Regions from separate parts of the Homo sapiens genome. Here region 1 is linked to region 2. The links are chromatin contacts, found by Hi-C or POLR2A ChIA-PET in ENCODE. All regions are on one chromosome and are shown on one strand. The core of a region is the stretch at or near the end of the contact, and the rest is flanking DNA. Distances in the headings are between cores, read along the strand shown.

Evidence for each region. A loop is a pair of places that touch in the nucleus more often than their neighbours do. ChIA-PET counts read pairs that join two places held with the same protein, here RNA polymerase II (POLR2A). Pooled maps may share reads with other maps.
Region 1: a loop to region 2 is called in a map of PC-9, with 5 times the contacts of the local background. The contact joins two enhancer-like sites. A Hi-C loop is called at or near these places in 1 of 168 maps with a recorded cell type or tissue (PC-9) and 1 of 50 pooled maps. POLR2A ChIA-PET finds 5 or more read pairs at or near these places in 2 of 52 experiments (OCI-LY7 and activated CD4-positive, alpha-beta T cell).

Annotation. Positions count from the first base shown.
Region 1 is chr17:67,602,489-67,607,604 of GRCh38, forward strand. All of the region lies in intron 5 of PITPNC1 (phosphatidylinositol transfer protein cytoplasmic 1), which reads left to right. Among named protein-coding and RNA genes, the nearest start is that of NOL11, 110 kb to the right of the region's middle. RefSeq lists an enhancer at 393-902. Within about 2 kb of position 2,928, at least 7 of the 41 ENCODE cell types and tissues checked have a DNase peak (open chromatin) inside an H3K27ac peak, as active enhancers do.
Region 2 is chr17:67,276,841-67,282,369 of GRCh38, forward strand. No RefSeq gene overlaps it. Among named protein-coding and RNA genes, the nearest start is that of HELZ, 34 kb to the left of the region's middle. Within about 2 kb of position 3,636, at least 7 of the 41 ENCODE cell types and tissues checked have a DNase peak (open chromatin) inside an H3K27ac peak, as active enhancers do.

The DNA of each region.
Region 1 (5,116 bases), core at 1,678-4,177, 320 kb after region 2:
CTGGGCCTATAGTGTTGATGGGCTGCCCATGTGGACACTGAAATCATAAAGATGTGGATATAAAGTAGGGTAAAGTGGAATCCTGGGCATGGTCCAGAGAGTTCATGAAGCCAGGGGTCAGGTGGTCTGTAAATAACAGCAGTCATCATCAATCACCAATGAGGCGTGTGGCTAGAAAGCAGGGGCCTGGAGGAGGAGGGCCCTGGAAAAGTGCCACTCATTCTACAAGTGACCACTAACCTTGGGAATTTTTTTTTGGTGGTTGGGGGGATGGATCTTGCTCTGTCGCCCAGGTTAGAGTGCAGTGGTACAACCTTGGTTCACTGCAACCTCGACCTCCTGGACTCAGGTGATCCTCCTACCTCAGTCTCCCAAGTAGCTGGAACTACAGGTGCATACCACCATGCCCAGCTAATTTTGATATTTTTTTTTTGTAGAGATGGGGTTTTGCCATGTTTCCCAGGCTGGTCTCCAACTCCTGGGCTCAAGTGATCCTCTTGCCTCACCCTCCCGTAGTGCTGGGATTACAAGCATGAGCTACCACACCAGGCCCCTGGGTCACCTCTTACACCAGAGCCAGTGGGTTCATTTGATCAATCTGAGCAGTACTCACAGGATTCAATTGTCTTCTCACACCTTTTCCCCAGGTTTCAAAGTCAGAGCCACTTGCTGACTTGAGTGATTATGGCAGGGCCCCATCTAATGGCCTTTTTGCAAAGTACAGCTGGAGCAAGCAGGCTCGCCTGTGCCCCTTTTCTCATCAAAAGCAAGGCAAAGAGGGTATAGATTAGACTAGCAGGCCCCGGCTAGGAAGTAACATCTTCAAGAGTAAGAAGTAATCATGATGGCAGCCATGTGGATATTGACTCATAATAATGGTGATGGTCAGACGGATATTGGCAGGAATATTTACATGAGCCCAGCATCTTGCCAACCTGTCTTTAGATAGCCACAGTCTCATGAAATCTTCACAGATATTAATATCCCCATTTTACAACTGACACTGAGGCTTAGTGAGAGCCAGCGGTCTGCACAGCCTCACAGCTAGCAAGTGTCAGATCTAGGACTCAATTCTAGGTTAGTTTAGCCTTGGAGCACGTGCTCTCATGTAACTAATCTGCTGTCTTTGGCTCTAAAAATGAAATAAGACTGTAGGTAGAGCCAGGCGCGGTGGCTCACACCTGTAATCCCAACACTTTGGGAGGCTGAGGCGGACGAATCATTTGAGGTCAGGAGTTTGAGACCAGCCTGGCCAACAAGGTGAAACCCTGTCTCTACTAAAAATACAAAAATTAGCTGGGCTTGGTGGTGCATGCTTGTAATCCCAGCTGCTTGGGAGGCTGAGGCAGGAGAATCACTTGAACCAGGGAGGCAGAGGCTGCAGTAAGCCAAGATCCAAGATGGTGCCACTGCTCCAACCTGGGCAACAGAACGAGACTCTGTCTCATAGATTTAAAAAAAAAAAAAAAACTGTACATGGAGTCAGCTGCTCTAAAGTCTGGTTGAAAGTTTAAATTTTCACAGTGAGGAAAGGGAAATAAGTCACTCCCATCTTAAAGAAGCATTGTCAAAGGAATATTTTTCTCCTTCCAAGTTTTACAGGGAGGCAAATATTCTGAAAGGAATTATCGTGGTAATAACATCCCTTACCTGATTTTTTTCAAAAACTTTTATTACTAGGAATTTTCTCAGATGTAATGCCATATAATGGGTGTTTATCAACTGGAATAGTGAGGGAAAATGGCTTTCCAGCCATGTGTCTAGTTTTTACACATCTTCAGACATGGATGGAAGGCAGAGCTGGGTTGCCTCAATTCTGGGTCAAGTCAGCTTCCCCTGGATTAGAAGGGGAGGCTGGTAGGCTAATAGCAGGATGCTGGTGACATATGAAGGAGGGGTTGTTTCTTATGAAAGCAGATTCTCAGAGAAAGAGGATCTGCGTAGGAACACCAGAGAGATTGGCCTCAAAGACCCAAAAGCAAAAGAAATAAGTTAAAAATAAAACAGTCCTAGGCCAGGCACGGTCACTCACGCCTGTAATCCCAACACTTTGGGAGGCCCAGGCGGGTGGATAGCTTGAGGTCAGGAGTTCGAGACCAGCCTTGCCAACATGGTGAAACCCCATTTTTACTGAAAATACAAAAATTAGCCAGGCGTGAAAGCATGTACCTGTAGTCCCAGCTACTTGGGAAGCTGAGGCACAAGAATCACTTGAACCCAGGAGGCGGAGGTTGCAGTGTGCTGAGAACTTGCCACTGCACTCCAGCCTGGACAACAGAGTGAGACTCCCTCTCCAAAAAAAATTAAAATATGACTGGGCATGGCTCACATCTGTAATCCCAGCACTTTGGGAGGCTGAGGCGGACGGATCACCTGAGGCCAGGAGTTTGAGACCAGCCTGGCCAACATCATGAAGCCCCATCTCTACTAAAAATAAAAAATTAGCTGGGTGCGTTGGGATGCGCCTGTAGTCCCAGTTACTCAGGAGGCTGAGGCAGGAGAATCGTTTGAAACCGGGAAGCAGAGGTTGCAGTGAGCCGAAATCGCGCCATTGCACTCCAGCCAGGGCAACAGGGTGAGATTCTGTCTCAAAATAAAATAAAATAAAACAAAACAATAAAATAAAATAAAACAAGGCTAATGATAAACCCAGGGGCTCCTTGGCAGGAGCAAAGCTGAACCGAGAGCTCTATTCCTAGAGCCCTATGTCTGAATAATTTATTTTTCCTATCTCATAGTCCCTATGTGCCTTCCTCAGCTGAGATCAAGTGCCAAAGGACATCTCAAAATACCCACAGCCAAAACTTCTCAGCATAGCTCCCTGCATGGAGAAGGAGACAGCTCTGCAAGTCTTTGTCCTGAACCGTTTACGGATTTTCCATGGTCTGCAAGACCTTGGACTCACGCCGCCTGCCAGCTGGCAGCCGCTGTCCAGCCTGGGAACAGAGCTTGCTCCGGCCTGTGGCGAGTCCTCCCGGGGCTTATCGTGAATTTCCCCGGTTTTGCATCTTCATCCTGAAAACCTCCCGACCTTTCCTTAATGAAGATTTTAGCTGGGGGAAATTGCATTAGTGGCTCGTGTTTTTCTGTCAACCTTCTAAATTATGTTAGTTGTAAGTAAAAAGAGTACAGTAAGTCCTTTTATCCGTTGTGGGCTGTTCCTGGGAATCATAATGGACAATAAAATAATAAGTAATGGACAGGAAGATGCTCTTAGAACCAGTTCGGAAAACTCTTCCAGTGCCAGACAGAAACCAGCCACCTGCGCCGTTATCAGGACATCAAGTGAAGCCAGTAAACACTTGTGGAGCTCCTTTTAAGTCCCAGCACCAAAGAATAATACCTAACACTTCTAGTTAAGAGAGCATCGTACTGAGTATTATCTCAGTTAATATTCATAACAGCACATAAGTTCAATGCTCAGTTTGCAGATGAGGGAACTGTGGTTGAGAGATGTTTTTAATACACTGCCCAAGGCCACACAATGAATAGCTGACAAAACTGAGATCTGGGGTCTTTTGATTGTGTGTCTTTCTCTCTCCACACTCCACCTCAGCTGCTCAGAAGCAGATCCTGGGGCCAGAATGGACCTCTGTAGGAAGCCTCAGAGATGGAAGCTTTCTGCCCTCAACTGGCTGACTGAATTGATGGAACAGTGGGTGATAAGCGAGGGAATTATTTCGTAGTTTGGTTGAAAAAAAGTCTTCAGCATGTAAATATGTCTTACATAAGTCATGAAAAATGGGACTGAAAGAAATGAGAGACAAGAGGGAAAAGACAGAAGTATTTTCTTTATCAAACCTTGGGGAAAAGCATCTTTTCCTCAAATACCCAATGCAGTATGTATGGTTTTTGTTGTTATTATTAAGACAAGGGACCCTTTTTTTACCCAGACCCAAATTCAACTGCCTTCAAAGAGATGGGACAATGTTCTTAGAGAGTGAAGTTTCGCACTGAAAACCAGCTTTTCCAAAGAGCTCCAAAGAGCACGTTTAAATTCGGCTAAGTCGGAGACGTTTGCAGATGCAGGCCTGAGACCCCTGGCCCACACTTGGATGACGAGGCGTAAAGTGAGGACCCTTTGCCTGTAAGGCTGTGTCTCCATCTCAGAAACCTATTTAAAGCCGAACTTTATAATGGAAACACAGCCACAACCTGCTATCAGCAACCACGATATTAAACAGGCATAGAGCCAATAGCAGTGGCGTGAAGCCAGCGAGGAAAGATTAGCATCACAAGTAAGAGATTTTAGGCTCAGGGCCAGAAGAGGGTTTTTTTTTTTCTTCTTCCCTTTTTATTAAAAAATAATAATAAAAAGGGAGAGAGAAAGAAATAAAAAGAGGTGGAAAGGTGCAAAAGAATTCCTGTTTAGCCACCCTCCCTGAGATTGTTCTCCTTGGTTATCCAGATAAGTACAGAAACAAACCACTGCCTGTCTGAAAACCTGGCAGTCGCTTGACCTTAAAATGGTCTCTGCAATAACCCTTCCAACCTGCTCCGCTCTCCTGTCCTTGGCTGGCCCATGTGCAGAATGGAGCGTGTGACCTCCAGCACGGGGAAAGTAATAATCAGTAAGGTTCATATTTTCCACTTGGAGTTAGAGGAAAGACCATGTGAGCACAACTTTGGGTTGCTATCTTTTTGCCCTGCGCTGCTGTAGGAAGAGACATGCAGTGGTTGGAAGTCTCCCTACTGGCAGAGCGTCGTTCCAGCACCCAGTTTGACTTTGTGCAAGATGGTGCTTTTCTGACTACCTCCTCCCTTTAAGCTGCAGCCTTCTGAAATCTCAGCTTTCAGGAAAGGATGCCAGCCCCAGGAGTTATAGGATGCAGCAGAGCAAAGGTGGCATTTTCCAGGTGAGCTTCGGGACTGCCCCCCTTGGGCTCTCCCATCCAGGCCATGCAGTGCTGACTGCCCATAGCTTGACCGCTGCAGATGGACAGGGGGTGCTCTGTTGTAAGCAACTCTCAGAGGCTAAGTGACGTGCTCAATCTTGCTGCTTGCTCCAAACCAGCACAAGATTTTTTGTAGCCTTCTTTTACACTTCTTATTTGGAAAATTTCAAACCTACAGAGAAGTTTGTAAGAAGAGTGCAGTGATTCTGGATTCACCAATT
Region 2 (5,529 bases), core at 2,386-4,885:
GGCCTCAGGTGATCCACCCACCTTGGCCTCCCAAAGGGCTGGTATTACAGGCGTGAGCCACCACTCCCAGCCCCAGCCACCCATTTTAAATAATCGTGAAAGTTTTAGGGATTCGACTATCATATAAATTCTGTGCTTCGTTTTGTGCAGGGCCCTCCCAAAAGTTATTTCCTCTTTTGGAAAGGATGTCACTACTGGCCACAGTACCCCTGGTATTTAAGTCAATGATGTTGTCCACCCATCCCAGTCTGTCTTTGTAGTGTGCCAGTTGGGATGACTCCATAGCTACGCACAGGCATCTGGTTACTTCCTTATGTCTTCTAGTGTAGCCATGCCCAAGCATTTACATATTGAAATTTTGTATCTTATTTACCTTATTTTATTATAAATTAAATGCCATTTATTTCTCCTTTATATTAGGTCATTGTATTGTGGAGTTTCATTTTTGGAATTATGTGCATAAGTGGGTTATTTTCTATATTAATTTCTTTTTTTATCTTCAACTTTTAAGTTCTGGGGTGCATGTGCAGGATGTTTAGGTTTGTTACATAGGTAAACATGTGCTACGCTGGTTTGCTGCACAGATCATCCCATCGTCTGGGTATTAAGCCCAGCATCCATTAACTGTTCTTCCTGATGCTCTCCCTCCCCCCTCAACCTCCCCGCTCCCATGAATTTCATTTCAGGAGAACAGAGAGAGTATTACAAAATGTTTGGTTAAAAGGAGGGTAATGGGCACGATCCAGTTGAAAATGACTGAGCAGACAAGGATATGGCCCTAATCACCATCCCCTTCACATTTGGTGTGGCTTTGCATGAGATCTTAAACTCTTTAGGAAAGAGCTGCTTTTTTTTTTTTTTTTTTTTTGAGACGGAGTCTCGCTCTGTCGCCCAGGCTGGAGTGCAGTGGCGCCATCTCGGCTCACTGCAAGCTCCGCCTCTCGGGTTCACGCCATTCTCCCACCTCAGCCTCCCGAGTAGCTGGGACTACAGGCACCCGCCACCATGCCCAGCTAATTTTTTCTATTTTTAGTAGAGACCGGGTTTCACTGTGTTAGCCAGGATGGTCTCAATCTCCTGACCTCATGATCCGCCCGCCTCGGCCTCCCAAAGTGCTGGGATTACAGGCGTGAGCCACCGCGCCCGGCCGAAAGAGCTGCTTTTACACACTAGTTAGCATTCAGTGTGTATTTGGTTTAGAGAAAGGCCAGCAAAAAAATCATCCAGGAACCAGGCACGGTGGCTCACGCCTGTAATCCCAGCACTTTGGAAGGTCGAGGTGGGAGGATTGCTTGAGCCCAGGAATTCGAGACCAGCCTGGGCAACATGGTGAAACTCTTTCTCTACAAAATAAATACAAAAGCTAGCCGGGCATGGTGGTGCACTCCTGTAGTCCCAGCTGCTTAGGAGGCTGAGGTGGGAGGATGGTTTATGCCTGGGAGGTTGCATTGAGCCTGAGATCGTGCCAATGTACTCCAGCCTGGGTGACAGAGGGAGACCTGGTCTCAAAAAAAAAAAAAAAAAAAAAAAAAAGCAAAAACAGCAAAGGGATTATCCAGAGCAGGCAGAGGATAGCTCCTTTGTCCCAGATCCCTTGCGGGTATAAGCAACCTCCACTTCCTGGATCATAAGTAGCAAGGAACACCCAGCCACAAAAACCTGCCCAGTTACTCAGTGTGTCAGAGGCGTTTAAACCAGAGCGACTCCATCTTGAATAGGGGCTGGGTAAAAAGAGGCTGAGACCTACAGGGCTGCATTCCCAGGAGGTTAGGCATTCTAAGTCACAGGATGAGATGGGAGGTCTGCACAAGATACGGATCACAAAGACCTTGCTGATAGAACAGGTTGCGGTAAAGAAGCTGGCCAAATCCCACCATAACCAAGATGGCGACGAGAGCGACCTCTGGTCGTCCTCGCTGCTCATGATACGCTAATTATAATTCATTGGCATGCTAAAAGACACTCCCAGCGGCAGCATGACAATTTACAAATGCCATGGGAATGTCAGGAGGCTACCCTACATGGTCTAAAAGAGGGAAGAACCCTTGATTCCGAGACTTGCCCACCCCTTTCCCAGAAAACTCATGAATAATCCACCCCTTGTTTACCATATAATCAAGAAATAACTATAAGTATCCTTAGTCCAGCAGCCCAAGCTGCTGCTCTGCCTATGGAGTAGCCGTTCTTTATTCTTTTACTTTCTTAATAAACTTGCTTTCACTTTATGGATTCGCCTCTAATTTTTTCTTGTGCAAGATCCAAGAACCCTCTCTTGAGGTCTCGATTGGGACCCCTTTCCGGTGTTAAAGCAAACTAAATATGGCCTGAGAAGGACTCCGTATTTCTATATTTGAATCCTTGTGGGTGAACCAAAACCTAGCTTAATAGGTAGACAATATTGAAAACCTAACCTAGAAGTATGCACCTGTAACAATAGCTAGGTCTTGGCCAATGCCTGTGGCCATACTTCAGCCATTCATACACTGCTGAGTGTTCAAAGTCTGTTCAAATAAGGGAAACAACGAGGTGTAACCAATCCAGCTGTTCTTTACCTTACTTCCAAATTCTGTACGTCATTTCCCATTTTTTGTCTATAAACCTTCTTCCACCACGTGGCTACGCTGGAATCTCTGAATCTGCTGTGATTCTGGGGGCTACCCAATTTGCAAATTGTCATTGCTTAATTAAACGCCATTAAATTTAATTCGGCTGAAGTTTTTCTTTTATCACCGGTAACAACTGCGCAGAGAACAGCTGCAGACACTAAATGGAACTGAAGAGCACAAGCCCTGCCTGGGAAGGTCCGGAGGGTGGGAGGATGCTGAGTGGGGAGGAGGGGGTGCAGGGGCGCGGGGGTGTCTCTGAATGCAAATAGACATTGCCAGGCTAGGTGCAGTGGTTCATGCCTGTAATCGCAACACTTTGGGAGGCCAAGGCGGGCGGATCATTTGAGGTCAGGAGTTCAAGACCAGCCTGGCCAATATGGTGAAACCCTGTCTCTACTAAAAAATACAAAAATTAGCCGGGCATGGTGGTGGGCGCCTGCAATCCCAGCTACTCAGGAAGCTAAGGCAGGAGAATCGCTTAAACCCGGGAGGGAGAGGTTGCAGTGAGCTGAGATCGTGCCATTGCACTCCAGCCTGGGTGACAGAGCAAGACTCCGTCTCAAAAAAAAAAAAAAAAATATATATATATATATAGCAAATAGACATTGCCCTCCCCCTTTTCCCTGGAAAGTATCTCAGAAGATTCATCTTTTCTGTTTGGCATTCATTATGGTTTTCCAAGGCCCACAGGAGGTCCTCCCTTCTTCAGTCCTATGATGATGAGGACTTCTCAACAGTCCTATCCATTCCACTCCATAAAAGTTCTTGCCTATGTAAATTTTCCTCTGGGGATCGTCAGGCCTCCCCTCTTCTTGCCAATTCAGGACTGCCAACCCACCCTTTCAAATCCTGGCTTTGGACTTGATGTTTCAAAGCTTTCCTTCCTTCTTTGTTTGCCCTTTCCCGAGACTCAATACCAGTTCGCCTTTGCACCATGACCCAGAGCACAGGCCTAACCCACCCTCACTGGAGAATCAATTTCGGTATTTTCCATTGCCTCATAACTGCTGACCGATCATGTCCTCTTTCAAGCCCAGACCTGACTCCCAAGCTCCTGGCCTGGGCTAGAATCCAAGGCCCTATTTGCCAAGGAGAAGAGGTTGGACAGTTTTTCCAGCTGCTGCCTTGCTGAAACCAGAGCCTCATACCCGGTACCCTGACCTCATCAGTCCCATAGTTTGCATTACTCGTCTCTCAGAGGTGAGGAAGGGCTTTCACCACCAATATAACATTTTTTTTTCACTTTTGGAAAAGAAATTAAGAGCATCCAGTGTCCAGTGTCTACCTCCAAGAGGAATAGCCCTGTTGGAAAACCTAAATTAGCCATTTGGGCAGCTCTCCTATGTATTCTGCAAAGTCCTATTCTTTAGGGCATTTCTTGGGTTTGTACTGACCCACTGAATTTAAATGCTAGTGATAGAATCCAAGATTATATTCGAGATATCACTCCTTCCTTACACCTCAAACACAAACCAACAAAAACCCAGACATTTGCTAGGTGTAAAAGTCCATTAGAATTCTGAATACAATTTGATTTTTTTTCTTTTGATTATTTAGAAAGTATCTAGAGTATTGTGTCATGCAGTGGATTTTCTGGCAAATAAGAAGTCCATTCTGACTTGCCTTTAAGCCGCCTTCTACTTTGGATTCCTTTCCTCCTCTTTCTTCCCCATTGGTCACCTTTCCCTACAAAAATGATCAAGCTCCAATTCCCATCCTTCTCCCTGTCTGTGTCTTGCAAATTTCACAAGCCTCTGGTGTCAAAAGCATGTTGATGGCCCAGTCACTGCTGCTCCTGCAAAGCAGTCAACTAGGTTCCTGGAGCTCCAGCCTTCCTGGCTTCCCCAGGGAGATGAGAGTAAGCTCTGGTTTCAACAATGTGGGGGATGTCTTAGGGTAGGGAGAGGCTCAACTTCGAGTTGCAGCTGGTTTGTCCTAGGGTATTTAAAATCAAACATATGTGGCTGGGCAAGGTGGCTCACGCCTGTAATCCCAGTACTTTTTAGGAGGCCGAAGCAGGTGGATTACCTGAGGTTGGGAGTTTGAGACGTGCCTGACCAACATGGAGAAACTCCGTCTCTACTAAAAATACAAAATTAGCGGGGCGTGGTGGCACATGCCTGTAATCCCAGCTACTCGGGAAGCTGAGGCAAGAGAATCCCTTGAACCCGGGAGGCAGAGGTTGCGGTGAGCTAAGATCGCACCATTGCACTCTAGCCTGGGCAACAAGAGTGAAACTCCATCTCAAAAAAAAAAATCAAACATATGTTGCCTTGATTAATTTTCTCCCAAAACCCTCTCCTGTCTGGACTGCATAGGAGATTCATATTCCTTCTATTAACACAGCGTTCATCCTGTTTCTTATAAACGAATCTGTTTTGCCCCGTGCTTAGCACGTGAGCCTGCCCATGTTCCTTGCTCACAGTTGCATGACAAAGCATCCTACCTCAACTGACAACCATTGCTGGCAGGCCCAAATTGCCGGGAGGTTTCTTGGCGCCTCAGGGGATGGGAGCAGGATGAAAATTCAGCTCACCCAGCCTCATTACAATTAGGATTATTACTCGTGTCTCCATGCCCAGCCTGTCAGGCTGGGAGTGCCCGAGGAAGTGAGATTTGCTAATTCTTTAAATATTGAGTCAGCAAGGTATGACCTAAATAGTAACTCTCTATTAAATAGAACTTTAATTACAAAACAACAGCAATAACAATAAGAGCAAATCTGTTTTTCCAGTCTAGATATTATTATCTAGGTCAGGCCAGATAACCAGATTTACTGTACAGACTTCATGGGGCTGCTTTTGGAATATGTACAGCACCATAACCACCCTGATGTTCCTGTTTCCAGGCCATCAAGTTCAAATCGAAATCTGAGAATTCCTATCAGGAAAGCTCATGACCGCCCTTTGAGAGATTTTGTAAA